Regions from separate parts of the Homo sapiens genome. Here region 1 is linked to region 2. A link is a loop called in an ENCODE intact Hi-C map of the cell type or tissue named here. Cell type or tissue: GM12878. All regions are shown on one strand. Each heading gives the region's core, and the rest is flanking DNA. Links, peaks and the distances in the headings are about the cores only.

Evidence for each region. Peaks named below come from ENCODE experiments on the same cell type or tissue, not always from the same donor. Only the 100,000 strongest peaks of a DNase experiment are listed, where the experiment ranks them.
Region 1: a loop joins it to region 2, with 2.7 times the contacts of the local background. A loop is called at or near these places in 4 of 110 quality-filtered maps.

What each region holds. Positions count from the first base shown.
Region 1 is chr4:84,255,451-84,264,120 of GRCh38, reverse strand. All of the region lies in intron 4 of LINC02994 (long intergenic non-protein coding RNA 2994), which reads left to right. Among named protein-coding and RNA genes, the nearest start is that of LINC02994, 39 kb to the left of the region's middle. In GM12878, for the core only: a CTCF peak has its summit at 4,682 (motif pointing right); DNase peaks (open chromatin) are centred at 4,712 and 5,070.
Region 2 is chr4:84,142,329-84,150,998 of GRCh38, reverse strand. It overlaps LINC02994 (long intergenic non-protein coding RNA 2994), which reads left to right. Exons shown (of 9, transcript NR_125909.1): 6 at 1,743-1,780; 7 at 2,869-2,952. Among named protein-coding and RNA genes, the nearest start is that of LINC02994, 150 kb to the left of the region's middle. In GM12878, for the core only: no CTCF peak of the experiment used is centred there; a DNase peak (open chromatin) is centred at 4,268.

The DNA.
Region 1 (8,670 bases), core at 191-8,190, 110 kb before region 2:
TTTTTGCTTGGGATTGCTTTGGCTATTTGGGCTCTTTTTTGTTTCATACGAAATTTAGAATTGTTTTCTCTAATTTTTTGAAGAATGATGTTGGTAATTTGATAGGACTTGCATTGAATCTATAGATTGATTTGGGTAGTATGGTCATTTTAACAATATGGACACTTCTTATCCATAAGCATGGGATTTAAAGAAAATTTGTTTCTGTTATCTATGAATTTTTGTCAGTGTTTTGTAGTTCTCCTTGTAGAGGTCTTTTACTTCTTTGGTTAACTGTATTCCTAGGTAATTTTTTCTTTTTGTAGCTATTGTAAATAAAATTGAGTTTTTGATTTGGTTCTCAGCTTGGGCATTATTGGTGTATAGATATGCTACTGACTTTTGTACATTAATTTTGTGTCTTGAAATTTTGTTGAAGTCATTTATCAAGTCTAGAAGTCTTTTGGAGGAGTATTTAGGGCTTTAAGTCATCAGTGAACAGAGCTAATTTTACTTCCTCTTTTCTAATTTGGATGCCTTTTATGTCTTTCTCATGCATGATTACTCTGGCTAGGACTTCTAGTACTATGTTGAATAGGAGTGGTGAGAGTAAAATCCTTATGTTGTTCCAGTTCTTAGAGGGAATGCTTTCAACTCCTTCCTATTCAGTGTAATATTGGCTGTGGGTTTGTCATATATGGCTTTTATTATCTTGAGGTATGTTCTTTCAATATCTAGTTTGTTGAGGGTTTTTATCATGAAGAAAAGTCAGATTTTATCGAGTGTTTTTTCTGTATCTATTGTGATAAGCTTGTGGTTTTTGTTTTTAATTCTGTTAATGTGATTGATATGGTTTGGCTGTGTCCCCACCCAAATCTCATCTTGAATTGTAGTTCTGGCAATCCCCACGTGCCATGGGAGGGATCCAGTAGGAGGTAATTGAATCATGGTGGCAGTTACCACTATGCTGTTCTCATGATAGTGAGTGGGTTCTCATGAGATCTGATGGTTTTATAAAGGGCTTTCCCCCCATTTGCTCTGCACTTGTTTTTTCTGCCGCCATTTGAAGAAAAAAGTGTTTGCTTCCCCTTCCACCATGATTGTAAATTTCCTGTGGCCTCTCCAGCCATGCTGAACTGTGAGTCAATTAAGCCTCTTTGCTTTATATTGCACCCAGTTTCAGATATGTCTGTATTAGCAGCATGATAACTGACTAAAACAGTGATCAATTCCATTTTTTGCAAATGTTGACTTATCCTTGCATTCCTGCAAACCTACTTATCAAGATGGACTGTCTTTTTGATGTGCAATTGGATTAGTTTGCTAGTATTTTGTTCAGGAGTTTCACATCTATATTCATTAGGAATATTGGCCTGCAGTTTTCATTTTTTGTTGTTGTTCTGTCCCTGCCTGATTTTCATATCAGGGTAATACTGGTTTCATACAATGAGTTAGGGAGAAATCCCTCCTCCTCAATCTTTTGTAATAGTTTCATTTAGATTGGTACCAGCTCTTTGTATGTCTGGTAAAATTTGGCTGTGTATTTGTCTAGTCCTGGGTTGAAAGATTTTTTTTAACTGATTCAGTTTTGTTTCTCATTATTGGTCTGTTCAAGATTTCTATTTCTTTCTAGTTCAATCCTGAGAGGTTGTATTAGTCCGTTTTTATGCTGCTGATAAAGGGATACCCAAGACTGGGCAATTTACAAAAGAAAGAGGTTTAATTGGACTTACAGTTCCACGTAGCTGGGGAAGCCTCACAATCATGGTAGAAGGCAAGAAAGACCAAGTCGTGTCTTTCATGGCTAGCAGCAGGCAAAGAGAGAGAGCTTGTGCAGGGGAACTCCTCTTTTTAAAACCATCAGATCTCATGAGACTTATTCACTTTCAAGAGAACAGCATGGGAAAGACTTGCCCCCATGATTCAATGACCTCCCATCAAATCCCTCCCAAGATGAGATTTGGGTGGGGGGGGACACAGCCAAACCATATCAGAGGTTGTATGTTTCAGGAATTTATCCATTTCTTCTAGGTTTTCTAGTTTGTACATATAGAGATGTTCATAGTAATCTCTGATTATCTTTTGAATTTCTATGGTATCAGTAATAAAGTCACCTTTATTATTTCTAATTGTGTTTATTTGAATCTCTTTTTTTTATTAAATTAGCTAGAAGTTATTAAATTTTGTTTACTCTTTCAAAGAGCCAACTTTTCTTTTAATTGATCTTTTGTATCTTTTTTGTTTTGTTTTGATTTATTTTGGTCTCAGTCTCATTTAGTTCTGCTCTGATCTTTTTCTTTTCTTCTGCTAGACTTGAGTTTGGTTTTATTATTGTTTTCTATTTCCTTGAGGTGTGATGTGAAGTTATAATATGAGATCTTTCCATCTTTTTTGATATAGGCATTTTATGCTATAAACTTTCAGCACTGTGTTTACGGTATCCCAGAGATTTTGATATGTTGTTTCTCTATTTACACTCACTTCAAAACATTTCTTAAATTTTTGTCTTATTTCATTGTTTACCCAAATGTGATTCAGAAGCAGGTTATCAGTTTCCATGTAATTACTTACTTTTCAGAGTTCCTCTTGGTATTGATTTCTAATTTTATTCCACTGTGATCTGAGAAGATACTTGATATCATTTTAATTTTTTAAATGTATTGAGACTTGCTTTAGAGCCAAATATTGGTGGATTTTGGAGAATATTTTATATGCAAATGAGAAAAATGTATACTCTGCAATTATTAGGTAGAATGTCCTGTAAATATCTATTAAGTTCATTCGGTCTAGAGTCCAGTTTACATCCAGTTTTCCTTGTTGACTTTCTACCTTGATGATCTGTCTAGTGTTATCAGTGGGGTGTCCCCCACTATTATCGTATTGATATCAGTCTCTTTTCTTTGGTCTAACAGTATTTTTTTTATGGATCTGGGTGCTCTGGTGTTGGGTGCATATATATTTAGGCTAGTGAAATCTTCTTGTTATATTAAACCCTTTGCCAATATATAATGCCCTTTAATGCCATTTTTAAAAAACTATTATTGCTTTAAAGTCTGTTTTATATAAGAATGGCTACTTCTGCTTACTTTGGTTTTCCATTTGTGTGATATATCTTTTTTTTATTTATTTACTTTGAGTCTGAGTCAGCTTTAGCCATTAGGTGGTTCTTTTGTAGGCAACAGATGATTGAGCTTTGTTTTTTAAAGTCTAGTCTATATCTTTTAAGTGGAGCATTTAGGTGATTTATGTTCAAGGTTAACATTGATATATGAGGTTTTGTTTCTGTATAATATTGTTAGCTATTTGCCTTGGAGTCTCAATTGTGTAATTGCTTCACAGGATGGTGAAGCACTTTCTTGATGGTGATTATTGTCCTTTGGTTTCTGTGTTTAGAACTCCTTTGAGCATTTCTTATAGGGTTGGTTTAGTTGTGACAAATTCCCTTAGTGTTTGCTTGTCTGGGAAAGATTTTATTTCTTCATTTATGAAGCTTAGTTTGGCAGGATATAAAATTCTGGACTAGTACTTTTGTTTTTCTTTAAGGAGGCTAAAAACAGGCCCTTGGTCTCTGTTGGCTTGTATGGTTTCTGCTGAGAAGTCTGCTGTTTGTCTGATGGGGTTTCCTATATAAGTAATTTGATGCTTCTCTCTAGCTGCTTTTAAGATCTGTTCTTTCATGTTGACCTTGGATAGTCTGATGACTATATGCCTTGATGATGTTCATCTTGTATAATATCTTCCAAGTGTTCTCTGAATTTTATGTATCTGGATGCCTATTTCTCTAGCAAGACTGAGGAAATTTTCCTGATTTCCTCATATATGTTTCCCAAACTTCTTATTTTTTCTTCTTCCTCTTAAGAATGTCAATAAGTTATAGGTTTTGTTACTTTACATAATCCTATATTTCTTGAAGGTTTTGTTGATCAAAAAAAATTATTTTCTTCTTTGTTTTTGTCTGACTGGATTAATTTGAAAGACCTGTCTTCAAGATCTGAAATCCTTTCTTCTGCTTAGGTCTAGTCTCTTATTAAAGCTTTTAACTGTGTTTTAAAATTCCCTTAGTGAATTTTTCATTTCCAGAAGTTCTGTTTGGTTTTTAAAATATATATCTTTCCTCTCTGTCGTCTCCTGAGTTTTTTTTCTGGTTTCTTTGTTTGGTTTTCCACTTTCTTTTGGATCTCACTGAACTTCCTTAAAATTCATAACTTTAATTCTTTATCTCTCACCTCAAAGTTTTCATTTTGGTTGGCAGCTATTGCTAGAGAGCTCATGTGGTCTTTTAGGAGTGTCTCAACCATCTGTTTCATCATGGTGCTGAAATTCTTGTGCTGGTTTCTTCTTAAATTTAAATTTAAATTCTTAAATTTAAAAATAAATTTAATATTTTAAAATTTATTTTAATTCGGTGGGTTTCTTCTTTCCTCCTTGAGAGTGTGACTATTGCTCATGTTGGGTAGGTTCATTTGGCTTTGCTTCTGTGTGATTTCAAGGGGCCAAGTCTCTGTGTAAATGTCTTAGTTATAGATAGCCTTAGCATAGTGGTTTTCCCAAATGTTAGTTGTTTGTAGGTTGTGGTAGCCTTGTGTGTGTGGTGAGGCTCACTGTCTCCTACAAAGATGAGGAGGTGGAGGTCTTGGGAAATTATCTCATTTCCTTACTTTTGTCAGCAGGAATTATATTGGATTGTGTAGTTCATCCTACAGGCCAGTAGGTGGTGCTTGCAGGCAAGAGACACCTGTGATAATGGCAGTGGAATTTTTACTTGGTCTTTGTTGATGGAGGAAGTACGAGGTGTCCCTGGTGATAGTCAGGGCATGGAGTTCCCAAGGGCCCCATCCTGCACTGTGCTGCCAAGGCACTGGAGGGGGCAAAGCTGGGTGGGGCTGGTTGGACAAGTCTGTGACTAGGTTCTTTGAGGTCAATGCTGACCTTGGTAGGGGTCTAGGAGCAGCTCTCAGGCCACTGGGACAGCCCTCCAGGGATGGCTGGAGCTGCCTCTTCTGTGGCACAGAGCCCACTTAGGGGAAGGCCTGAGGTGACAGATAGAGTTTCAATATGTATTCTGAGGTGGCTCAAATGGTGTGGCATGGATTTGACTCAATCAGCACAGGAAATAAGGTTATCAGTCATGTAGAGTATTTGGAGCATAAAACCACTGGGGTAATTTCTTAGCAACTAAAGAAAGAAAGCCATTGTCAGCATTATACAGTCAAAGTTCTTGACTACCATGTATAGCAGAAGCTCAATGTTTACTGTGAACTGTTAAGTTTTCAATTTTGTCTGTCCATGCCTTCTTACTGTCTACTGAGTTAGATTTAAATCTCAAAACCTGAACTGAGACTCATTAATTAATTTTTCATCATTCCTACTGAAAGTCTCATGAGTGCTCCAGGCATCATTCCAGGTACTGGGTCACTGAGGCAGACAAGTGAAGAACAGACTAGTTAGGGAAATAGACACCAAGCAAATAAAGAGTTAAGGCTCACATTCATCAAGTGCTTACTCTGTGCCTGTCCAGGATCTAGTACTTTTATTAACAAGCACAATCCTCCCCAAAACCCAGGGATGTAGAAAAAACTACTATTCAAATGTTAGAGGGGGAAACTAAGGCATAGAGCCTTGCTCCCAGTGATTATGTTGGAGAGCCAGAATTCCAATTGAAGCAACCTGATCTCAGGATCTGTATTTATAACACCTATACTATTCTTATTCTCTAATAAATAAACAAGAAGAATATCAAATGCCCATACCTTCTCTATTAAAAATAAGATGATGCGATAGAGAGTAGAGTGGGTGGTCAAGGAAAACCCCTGAAGGGTGACATTGAAGTTGATCTCTGAATAACAAGGTACTACATAAAACATTCCAGGTTCTTTATGATTTCTTCCGTGATGGCAGTATATTCTCCAGATTATTTTAAGATACAAATTAGAATAACGGCAATGACATTCTTAAACGATTATTCAACTGTCTTCTACCTCTATTTACTCAGAGAACAAAAAAGGAGATGAGAGGGGAGGGGGAAGCTGTACAGCCTGTATTCTAGCTCTTGGCTTACTCAGCCTTGTTGCAATATGGCCAGAGCCATAGATGACAGTTTAAACAGCTTTTCTAGGCTTGTAGGCAGACTTGCCAATAGTTGATTGTCTTCATAGAATCCCATGGGATGTGAGCTGTGAAGCTCTGGCTGTGAAACTATGGCTTCTCAAATGTTTTTATTCCCTCAGTTGTGTGTATGATTTATGAGGTCATAGCCTCAAGCCTGAACTATCAGCTCCAGTTGTTGGGTTTACCTTGCAGAAAGTAGATGATATGTGTCACTTTTTCATTTATGTGTGCAGAGACTCTTTCATCTGTCTACATTGCACTCTGGGGCTTCTTTCTAGACAGTTGGTTTTTCAAGTGTCAGATAACTTATCTCTGGGCACAGCCTCAAACCCCAGCTTATGATGAACATTTCTAGCTAAGACATCTCTGCCACCACTTTAGGCAGTTTATTGGGGTGGATCGATCGATCGATTGATTGATCAAGCTATCTGTCTATATACCTTCTTTCACTACTACAAATATATTAATGGTTATAATTTTCATATAGGATTATGTGTACTTAAAATATTTTCATGTCATTTAGAAGCCTGAAGTGGAGTCAGAAATAGGAAAACTACGGGTAGGAGTTCTGATGAGTTGAAGACTGTCTACTTAACCCTTTTCTATCTCTGTCTAAAGGTTAGTTCAACGAATGCAGAGTCCAGTGACTATTACTCTCTAAAGAAAACTCCTTAAAATGAGAAATGTTCATACTTCCTGTGGATTCAGTTGCTATTTTTAAAAACAGGCTTTAATTATAAGTACCACATTAAATCAGTCTTATAATGAGTGAGAACTGGTGTTGAAAATGAATTACTCTGAATGATATCAGTCAAGAAAAATCACATTAACATTTCATTATGCGTGAGACATGATAAAATTCTCTATGACTTCAGGAGATATGATTGAAAGGCCATTTCTTCCATAAGGTCTTCATACGATGCCCGGAGGAGAGGTTTCCAAAAAGTTCCCTGCTGGGATCAAAATCTTATTTTATTCCATTTTGTCCCAAGGGCTTTCATTCCTTTTAACCCATAAATTTAAAATTAAAAATTGTATGATTCAGCTTATTATAATGTCTTGCTCTGGGAGAATTAATATAATTTCTCTCTACCTCCTTCTTGCATTATGTTTTAATGTTAAGAAATCTTAAATCATTTCCTATTGTATATACATAAAAACTCTTTAATATACTGAATTACACACTCATTTTAAATATCAAACAGTTGTAGAATTAATCCCAAACCTATTTTACATGGTAATAGGCCACATGTTTTAAATCATTGCACCTCTTTTAATCAGTGCATAGGCTCCCTGAATAATTATATATTGTAATGACACAGGAGGAATATATAGTATTTTCAATGTATTGGTTGTCTAGGATGCCTGTGTGACTTAATTATTAATAAAATATTGTAATAAAATTTAATGTCTCTGGCTATATTTAACCTGTATATTTATTCGAGAAAAATGTTATCCTAGTTGAGTTTTCCTTTAATTTAATAATAAAATAGAAGGCATTTAGTGAGACCAAATTGTTTCAAAGCTTCTTAAATAGTATCCAGAATTTGCCTAAACAATTTCTATGTAATAGCTAATTAGTTCATGTTAAGGAAGCACTATGATAATTCAATTAAGCTACCATCTCTCAACTTGAATACATAGACCTGTAATTCAAGATTGGATGGGGGAGCAATGTGATGTTATCTAGTCATGTTAAAGATATGTGTAGCCTATACCTTCCCAAATTTATTTTCGTATTTATAGCCTAGAGCAGTAATCTACAAACATTTGTCTTCAGTATCTCTTTATACTCTTAAAAATTATTGAGAACCCCAAACAGATCTTGTTTCATGAGTTATAGTTATCATATTAGAATTTAAAGTTGGAAAATTAAAAAGACAGATTTATTTGTTAATTCATTTAGGAATAAGAATGACACATTTGTTACATGTTAACATGATATTTAAAAACAAATATATTTTCCCTAGAAGACAGAAAAGGATGAGTGGCATTGTTTTACCATTTTACAAATCTCTCTGAGGCATGGCTTAACAGCTGGATTCTGATGTCTGCTTCTGCATGCAGTCTGCTGCAATGTGCTTCCTGTAAAGCACATAAAGGAAAGTTAGCTTCACACAGATGTACAGTTGGAAAAGAAAGTATTATTTAATAGCTGTTTCAGATAACTGTGGATATTCTATTTGATACTACATCAAAACTCAACATGTTTTAATTTTTTGAGGCTTAGTTGCAATGTAGAATATGAAACCATATCAGTAAACATTTTAATACTCTGCTGCATTAAAATAAATTGGCCTATCTTGTATTTTGAGGGGTTCTTTAACCCATGCATAATTTTGTAACATCAATAATTAGTCATTTGAAAAGAATTGGTTCAAAGGGTTATGCAGATATTCTAAATATCTGCGTATTCAAGAGAAACTTAGAAATTTTGTATGGATAACAAATACTGTCAGTCTTTTTTCCTCAAAGTCACAAACGCAGTTTGTTCAAATAGCAAAGTCTGAATTAGTCATTCTTTCAAGTAAAAATGGTGTTGATGAAACAGGCACCTGGTTCAGCTCTCAACTCAAACCATCA
Region 2 (8,670 bases), core at 373-8,372:
ACGTGCATCTCTAGTGTCTCTTTCTCTGATAGGGACACCCATCCCATTGGATTAGAGCCCATCATTATAACCTCAATTAATCTTAATTACCTCTTGAAGGGTCCTATCTCCAAATTACAGCTGCGCTGGGAGTTAGAGCTTCAACATATGAATTTTGGGAGGACACAGCTTAGTTCCTAATGAATATTTTGGTTATCATTTTTCCCCTTTCTTCAACATTACCAGAACTTTCTTCTTTTTTATTGTTATTTTTTCCAGAGAATGAGCTCTTGGTCCCACAGAGTCCTAAGCATCCTTTTATCATTTGTGTAGTCCTGCTTTGGCTCTTAATTCCTGCTTAGTGTAGTTGGTAAATAAAACCAAGACACAACATATAGAAGAGCAAGAAGTGTCCTTGGGAGGCCAAGCGTGGTACTTCTTTAACAGAGGATGATTCAGGAGAGTGAGTTAGTCCTTCCCAGAAAATGTTTGAGAGCACAGACTCTGGAATCAGGCTGCCTGAATTCAACTCCAGATACCCCACTTACTATTAGGTTGGTGCAAAAGCAATTGCTGTTTTGCCATTACTTTTAATTGTAAAATCTACAATCACATTCACACTAACCTAATCGCTGTGTGACTTTGGATAAACTACTTAACCTCTCTGTTCCTCAATTTTCTCAACTGTAAAATGGAACTAGTAATGATAACCTACCACACAGAGTTGTTATGAGGAATAAGTTAATATTTGTAAAGTGCTTAGAAGATTGCCTGGTACATAGTAGTTGCTATGGAAGTGTTTATAAGTAATAAATTATTACAGGTTGTGCAGGGATGATAAGCAGTGGACAAGGACACATTAGAGTGTGTAGGATCTGTTGCCAATAGTGTTACTGCACAACAGGGCCCCAGAAACTGGTGATATTACTGAGGCCTGATGGGATTCTCCACTGTTTTTCCTAGAGTCACTTGTAGATAGGTCTGGCTCTTTAAACTAAATGAACTTTTATTTGTATGGTGGTGAGGGCATAACTTTTAGTTTAGTTCTGTAGGCTTAACGCATGTCTAATTTGTACTTCAACCTAGTAGATTATTTTCTATATACACAGCTAAATATATCAATTCTTTACCTGTTACATTTTTAGAAAATATTTTTCCTTGCCCTGTAAGTTGTTTGTTCTTTTTTTGTGTGTGTGATTTTGACATTTTTAAATGCATTTTGAATATTTATGTAGTTAAGTCTTTTGGATTTTCCTTTTGTGATTTCTTTGATTGCTTTTGGGCTCTGAAATTCCTATTTTAAGATTAAATTTTTAATTTTATTTGCTGGGCAAGAAATTCTAATGCAAGTCACAATGCTGGCAAAAAGACAAATACAGTCGTGATTGGATGCAAATATCAGCTCAAAGTCTCATTAAGCTAAAGAAGTTAATTGAGTAAATTCTTGACTTGACTTGCCGACGATTTCATCTCTCAGAAAGTAAAAAAAAAAAAAAAGCCATGAGGGAAACTTCTATTCTTAACTTCATAATCCCCAGAAAAGAGTTGCTTAATGAAGTGTAAATGATGAAAATTTTGTTGAAAGTAACCATGTGATAGGGTAGAGAAAGTGTGATGTAGTAGTTGCATGTTATAGATGAGAGGTGGCAAGCCCCTTTCTTCCTACTTGTAGGCCAATGGCTGGCATCAGTAATTAATCAAACAACTTTTTTTTTTTTTTTTTTGCTGAGCTTGAAAATAGCTTTAAATGCTTCTCCATCCAGTTCTTCAGAGAGCTACTATCAACAGATTGAGTTGACAGGTGGGAGAATGTTTATTTTCCATAACTTTTCTAGAGTAAAATGTTGTAGATTTTTAAAGCCTCAAAAAATATGTAGGTTAGGAGCCCATATTTGTTGTGACAATACTTGTATGACATATTATATGACAATTTATTATATAGTCACATTGTACTTGTCTCATCTAATTACAATGGATTCTTCACCTGACAGTCTCTCCTGGATGATAAAACCCTTGATGATAGGGACTATGCCTTACTCCTCTTCGAATTTGTGGTGTCTTACATAAGGTCTAAGTGGCATATCAAACTCATTCAAAAATGCTGAATCAAAGAGCTGCTGGCTGAGCGCAGTGGCTCACTCCTTTTATCCTAGCACTTTGGGAGGCTGACAAAGGAGGATGGCTTGAGCCCAGAAGTTTGAGACTAGCCTGGGCAACATAATGAAACCATCTCTACAGAACATTTAAAAATCAGCTGGATGTGGTGGCACATGTCTGCAGTCCCAGCAACTGGGAAGGCTGAGGTGGGAGGATCACTTGAGCCCGGGAGGTCAAGGCTGCATAGTGAGCCGTGATTACACCACTGCACTCTAGCCTGGAGGACGGAGCGAGACCCTGTCCCCTATCTCCCACAAAAAACAGCTGGTAATAAATATAAAAACATTTTATATATTTACATGGATTTTTATATATTTAAAAACTATGTTTTGTACTCATTGTTTTGTTTGATTGTACTTTCTACTAATTTCAGACAGGAGGGAAAACTCCATCAAAGGGTCAAAATGCCTGGTCTTTGAAGATAATTTTCAATTTAAGACAAAAGTAGGGCATGCTGTTTTTGTGGTACTAATGTAGCACAAAACATTATTTATGAAGGAAGACTAAGATATATTGGCTAAATATTGAGAAATAGCTCACAATGTGAGTGGCAAAAATTGGTCTTTGGAACTATGTCCAGCTTCCTGGCTTCATTTTCTCTGAAGTGGGTCAGCTTGATAAAGTCTTGAACATAGTTTTACAAAGATATTAATGATGCTCACTAAATTGTGAAAAAATTGTTCATGCTGTTTTACTAGTATATATTGAGTTCTTTTTATTTTTTTTCAAAAGGAAAAAGTCATAATCCAGGCCAAAGTGAGCAAACTCCCAAGAGCATTCCTGGTCAGCACCGCAGCAAATCCGTGGCAAGTGCAGGTAATTCATTCTCATGACAGTGTCCAGAGAGTAGGGCTAAAATGAAAACAGCGGTGAGTGATGTGGTGCTGCTTCACCTTTTTCACTGGGGAAATATGAATATAAGAGAAAGTAATTTGTGCAGAAGTAAAATGGAGGTGTCTTTAGTTTGTGAAAATCCCTGGTGCCCCTAGTCATTCCTCTATACCATGAAACTCCCACAGTTACTATGCCCTAAAGAAACATTATTTGGACTGGCTAAACATAGGACTGAAAAAGAAAAAGAAAAAAAAGGCAAACAGTGAAGGGTGAAGGAACCATAGCCTCAAGATTGCAGAATAACAAGTCAGAAAAAGTAGAAATTAGAAATTCCACTGATGATAATATTATGTTGAAGGTGATACTTCAGGAGATCAGTTTTGTGGTTCTTTTCATTATGGACTGAAAGGGGGAGAAAAGTACTCTAACCAAAGGCTAGCAGTTAAAAAACTCAACTCCAAAGGCCCAGGTGTACGCTTATAATGTTCTGAGCTACAAGAGTGGCAATATAAATGAAAAAGATGGCAACAAAAATGCTACCAAGAGAGCCATACTAGGGCTCATGGACTATATAGATATAGATGTAAGGGAGAGGGGGAAACAGCATGCCATCTCCACCAGATGCCATGGTTTGGTTTTCACCATCAGGTAGATGGTCATTTTACTGTTAGACAAATTACTCTAAAGCAAGACTCTGGTTCTAAAAAGAAAATAGAAAATGTTCCATTTCTTTCTCTTGGTTGCTATTCCCTTTTCCTCATATTATTTTATCATTAAGAATATGCAATTAAGAGTCAGCACAATGTGGTGAATATAGCAGTGAATTGACTTGGGAGTGCCCCATACAACTTCCAATTCTACCGCTGAAAAACTCTGTGAGTGACCCTCACTAAGCCTCAGTGCCCACAGCTGTAAAATGAGATTGGACTGGACAATCTCTGAAGCCCCTTCCATTTCAAAATTTCTATATTGACTTCTCTATGGGTTGTAATATTTCCTTAGGATATGAAATATGATGAAAATATGGCATTTCTGTGAAAGGTGTTGCCTCCTTAAAGTGTACTGTTTTTCTTTGACCTTTATCATTTCATTGGCATCTACCTTTATCAGAAAGCCCTTTAAGTTTTAAAGACTTCCATAAATTGCAGTTTGTGAACCCAGGGAGATGGAAAGATCAGAAGAATAATTTAATGCTTTTGCAGGCAGTTGAGCAGGCCATGAAAACAGAAAATGAAACTAAGTCAACAAGCAAACTGATGGATGCCACACAGGCTAAGGGGTATTTTAGCAGGAGAAGTAATGTCACTGTGCCAAACCATATGGAGCATTAAACCCAGGGAGGACGTCGGCACAGGCCCTGAATATGGATGGAATTCAGCTCATTCCTCTTTAACCCTCTGTCTACATTCTCATTTGTCAAACTGAACAAAGATTAAAGTAACAACAAGGTGAATAATGAGGAGAAGGAAAAATAATACTTGCTCTGATGATTTAACCTGAAACTACAGTAAGTGAAAGTCACAGAAAACACCTTTGAGTGTTTTCATGTGTGCCGACCTTAAGTCAGGCAGATAGATCTGTGACTGCAGGAAGGTTCTCTTCTTGTCTAGTTTCTGTCCATTTTTCTTAGAATCAATAGCTAAACTTTTTTTAATCTTGGAAACAAATCACTTTTCCTAAATTAGGACTAAAGTTCAAAATAAAGGTAATTCCTAGAGGTGATGACATTGACTTAATTCATACTGAATTGTGAGTGAATGATAGCCGATTTTGCCTGAAACAGTGGAAAAGCACTGCTATGTCTCTGAAATCAAGAATGCTAGACACAGGGGAGGAAAGACTATTACGAAGAGAGATTGGAGGCCTTGAGCAATCCCCGTGCCTGTTTTGCACTTTGCAAATGCTGACATATTTAGTCCTCAAATTAGTTGTTCTAAGCTGTCTGTGGAAATCATTTTTGTGTTGATGATTTCTGTTAGCAAATAAAGATTTCTAGATATTTTCCCAGTTCCTGAATTCCTCTGCCCAATGCATCAGTCTTGGCACTTCTCTGTTGGTAGAAGTAAAATGAACAAAATGACACCTGAAAGAAAACAAGGAGAAAGAAACCAAGGTACACCTCCTACTTAGTAAATCTATGTTGTCTTCCCAACCTCCTGTTTCTCTGGGCCTGCTGGGTGAAGCCTCTCTAAGAACAAATGCTCCCATATGAGAAATGTCCAAGAATCAAAATTATTGGAAAATGAACCCCAAAATGCACTAAATTTCTGGAAGCATAAATATATGCCTTTGTTAAGTATCAGAAACAACTTAATCATTGGACTTAAAGATTTACTTTGAAAGCAGCCAGTTAAGTCTTTTGAACACCACACACTGTTCTTTATTATTACTGCTAATTGAAAATCCATAAATGTGAACTAAGCACCTTTTTAGTAAAGGGGAAAAAATGAGTTCAGCTAGTGTGGTTTGAAAAGCAGCCCAGATGCTGCTTTCTAATGATGTCTTAATGTAAAATTATCAATAGAACAGAAAAAAACGTATTTATGTCATGCATTTAAAGAAATGATGACTCAAGAACACAGGGCTTGAATGAATGGCATCTTCGTTTGTGAACTTTAGCAGACCTTTATGATATTTTCAGCAACCTTTAAACCGTCATGAGAATTAGCTCAGCATGTGAAAGAAATTAGGTCAAAGTTTTAAGGAAAACAGGATGAGGGGAAAATTGTTTACATGGAAAGCATGAGCAATGGCAGGAGTCTTGCCCTTCTTTTGACTGTCAATTGAAGTGATGATGTGGAGGTGGGGAGTGGAGAAAACTGGTCAACAAGACTCAGGATGTTGCCTGAGCCCAGCTGCAAAATGTACAACTGCAACATGGCGGCTTTACGGCTTGACTAGACTAGCCTTGGGATTACTGATTTCTATTTCCAAAAATTCACCAATTTGGTGAGTGGGAATAGAATAATTGAATTTTTAAAACTTTTTTTTTTTTGAGACTGAGTCTTGCTCTGTTGCCTAGGCTGCAGTGCAGTGATGTGATCTCAGCTCACTGCAACCTCCACCTCCCAGGTTCAAGCAATTTTCCTGTCTCAGCTTTCCGAACAGCTGGGACTACAGGCACACGCCACCATGCCAAGCTAATTTTTGTATTTTTAGTAGAGACAGGGTTTCACCGTATTGGTCAGGCTGGTCTCAAACTTCTGACATCAGGTGATCCATCTGCCTGGGCCTCCAAAAGTGCTGGGATTACAGGTGTCAGCCACCATGCCCGGCCTAAAACTTTTATAATAAAATAATTCTAGATTTATAGAACAGTTGCAAAAGTGGTATAGAGAGTTCCCATATACCATTCAGTCAGCTATTTTAATGTGACTATTTTATGTAGTCATGGTATATCATAAAAACTAAGAAAGTAACATTGGTATAACACTATTAACTAAACAGACATTATTTGGATTTCCCCAGTTTCTACTAATGTTCTAATTTATTTTCCAGGATTAAATCCAGTACCCGACATTGCATTTAGTCATTGTGTCTCTGTATTTTCCCCCATTCTATGATGGTTTCTCAGTCTTTCCTTATATTTCATGATCCTGACACTTTCAAAATAGAATGTCCCTCAATTTGGATCTGTCTTATGTCTTCTGATGATCAGACTGGGATTATTATGGGTTTTGTTAAAGACTACCACAGAGATTAAGTGTCCTCACATTGCCTCATATCAGGATTACATGACATCAAATGACTTACTGCTGGTGATGTTAACTTTATCACCTTGTTAGGCTGGTGTCTGCCAACCTGGTAAAATTGTTATAAAAATAACTTTTTTTAACCTTTCATACTCTATTCATCAAAAGTCTCTATTCATTAAAAGTGATTTACTAAATTCAGTGCACCCTCAAGGGGAGGGGAATGAAGCTCCACCTCCTGAAAGGAAGAATATCAAAGAATTTTTGGACGTATGTTAAAACCACAGCAAGTAATTAATACATATTTTGAAAAATGCACCTTGAGGCTTAGCAAATATGTTGCATATCTATAAAGCTTTGTCCACTAATTTTGGCATTCATTAGGAATCTGCCTATAGCAATTATTTGTGGGGTGTTCTAATGTTGATTTTCTGTTTCCCTCATTCCTTCTATATTTCTTCATTGTAATTCATCTGCAAAGATGATTTGAGTCTTCTCTCCCATATATTTATTCAATCATATATTTCTATCAGTATGGACCCATGGAGATGTATTTTATTTAGAGGGTTGTAATTTAATACTATCATTTATTTAGTTGTTCAAGTTGTTTCAGTTTTGGCCGTTGGGAATTCTTTCAGGTGGCCATGCTCTCATTAAAATACATTTTCCCTGTTACTTTGCAGTTGTAGAAATACTTCAGATTTATCTTGTATCTTCTGTATCCCAGCCTAGAATCACCCATTTCTCAAAGGATTCTGTTTCTTTCCCTAGATACTGGTACTTAGAAACCAAGATATAGATGCTGGGTATACTCAATATTGCTGCAGTATCACTGCTTGTAGGCACTTTCAGTAGACAGCACTAAGGATTATGTATATGGATATGTCTATGTATACACATGCAACTCACGTACACACACATGCTACATTTCTGTTTCTATCTAGTACGTGTGCACACACATATAAATAAACACACATATAAATAAACACACATTCATAGAGTCATCATCAGCTCTAATTCTGTATCACATGGTTTTTATCCCGTTGTTATTTGTAACTTCTTTCTCTGACAGTGAGGAACCTAGTTTTTATTCCTTCAAATATATTTACTTATTTACTCTGTGCTAATAAATATAATTTCAGAATTGCTAAATTGTACTTCTGTGAGAAACAAATTTACTGACTAAAATACAATATTTGTACACTTTATCTTTAACTTTAGAGTACCCAGACAAAACAGTTTTTCAGCTATTTAGATCAGCTCCTTTCTTCCCCATCCCCTTCAGCGAGCTGACATCTTACATTTGTAGTACAATCAGATTGTTTTGTTACAGTCTGAACTCTGTCCTGGGTTCCCCCACCATCCTAACTGATTGTGTGTGAGTGTATGTGTGTGTGCAAACAGTAAAAGTTGCACTTTTGTATTATACACATCTATAGGTGTTTACAAACATTTAGTTCTGTATCCACCGATAGTACCACAGAGCCCAGTTTCATCCCCCTCACATCTCCCTTGTGCAGCAGCTTTGTACTTTGTACTCAATCCTTCCCCTTTCCCCAAGAAGAAATCTTTTTTTCCTTTTAATTTTTATTTTTATAGTAATAGGGTCTCACTATATTGCTCAGGCTGGTCTTGAACTCCTGGCCTCAAGTGATCCTCTAGCCTCAAGTGATTGTCTTGTCTCAGCACACCAAAGTGCTGAGATTACAGGCATGAATGAGCGAGCCACTGCGTCTGGCTCAAGTCTGTTTTTCATTCCTATAGTTTTGTCTTTGCCAGAATGTCATCAAAATTGAAACCCAACATGCAGCCTGTGGGGTGTGGTTTATTTCGCATTGCAAAATGCATTTAAGAATCATCCATGTTGTTGTATGAATCAGTAGTTAGTTCCTTGTATTGCTGAATAGTATTCCATTGTATGGATGTACCACAGTACGTTTTTATATCTAGCTGTTGGAGAATAACTGGGTTGTTTCTAGTTTGTGGCAGTTATGAATAGCTTTGCTAT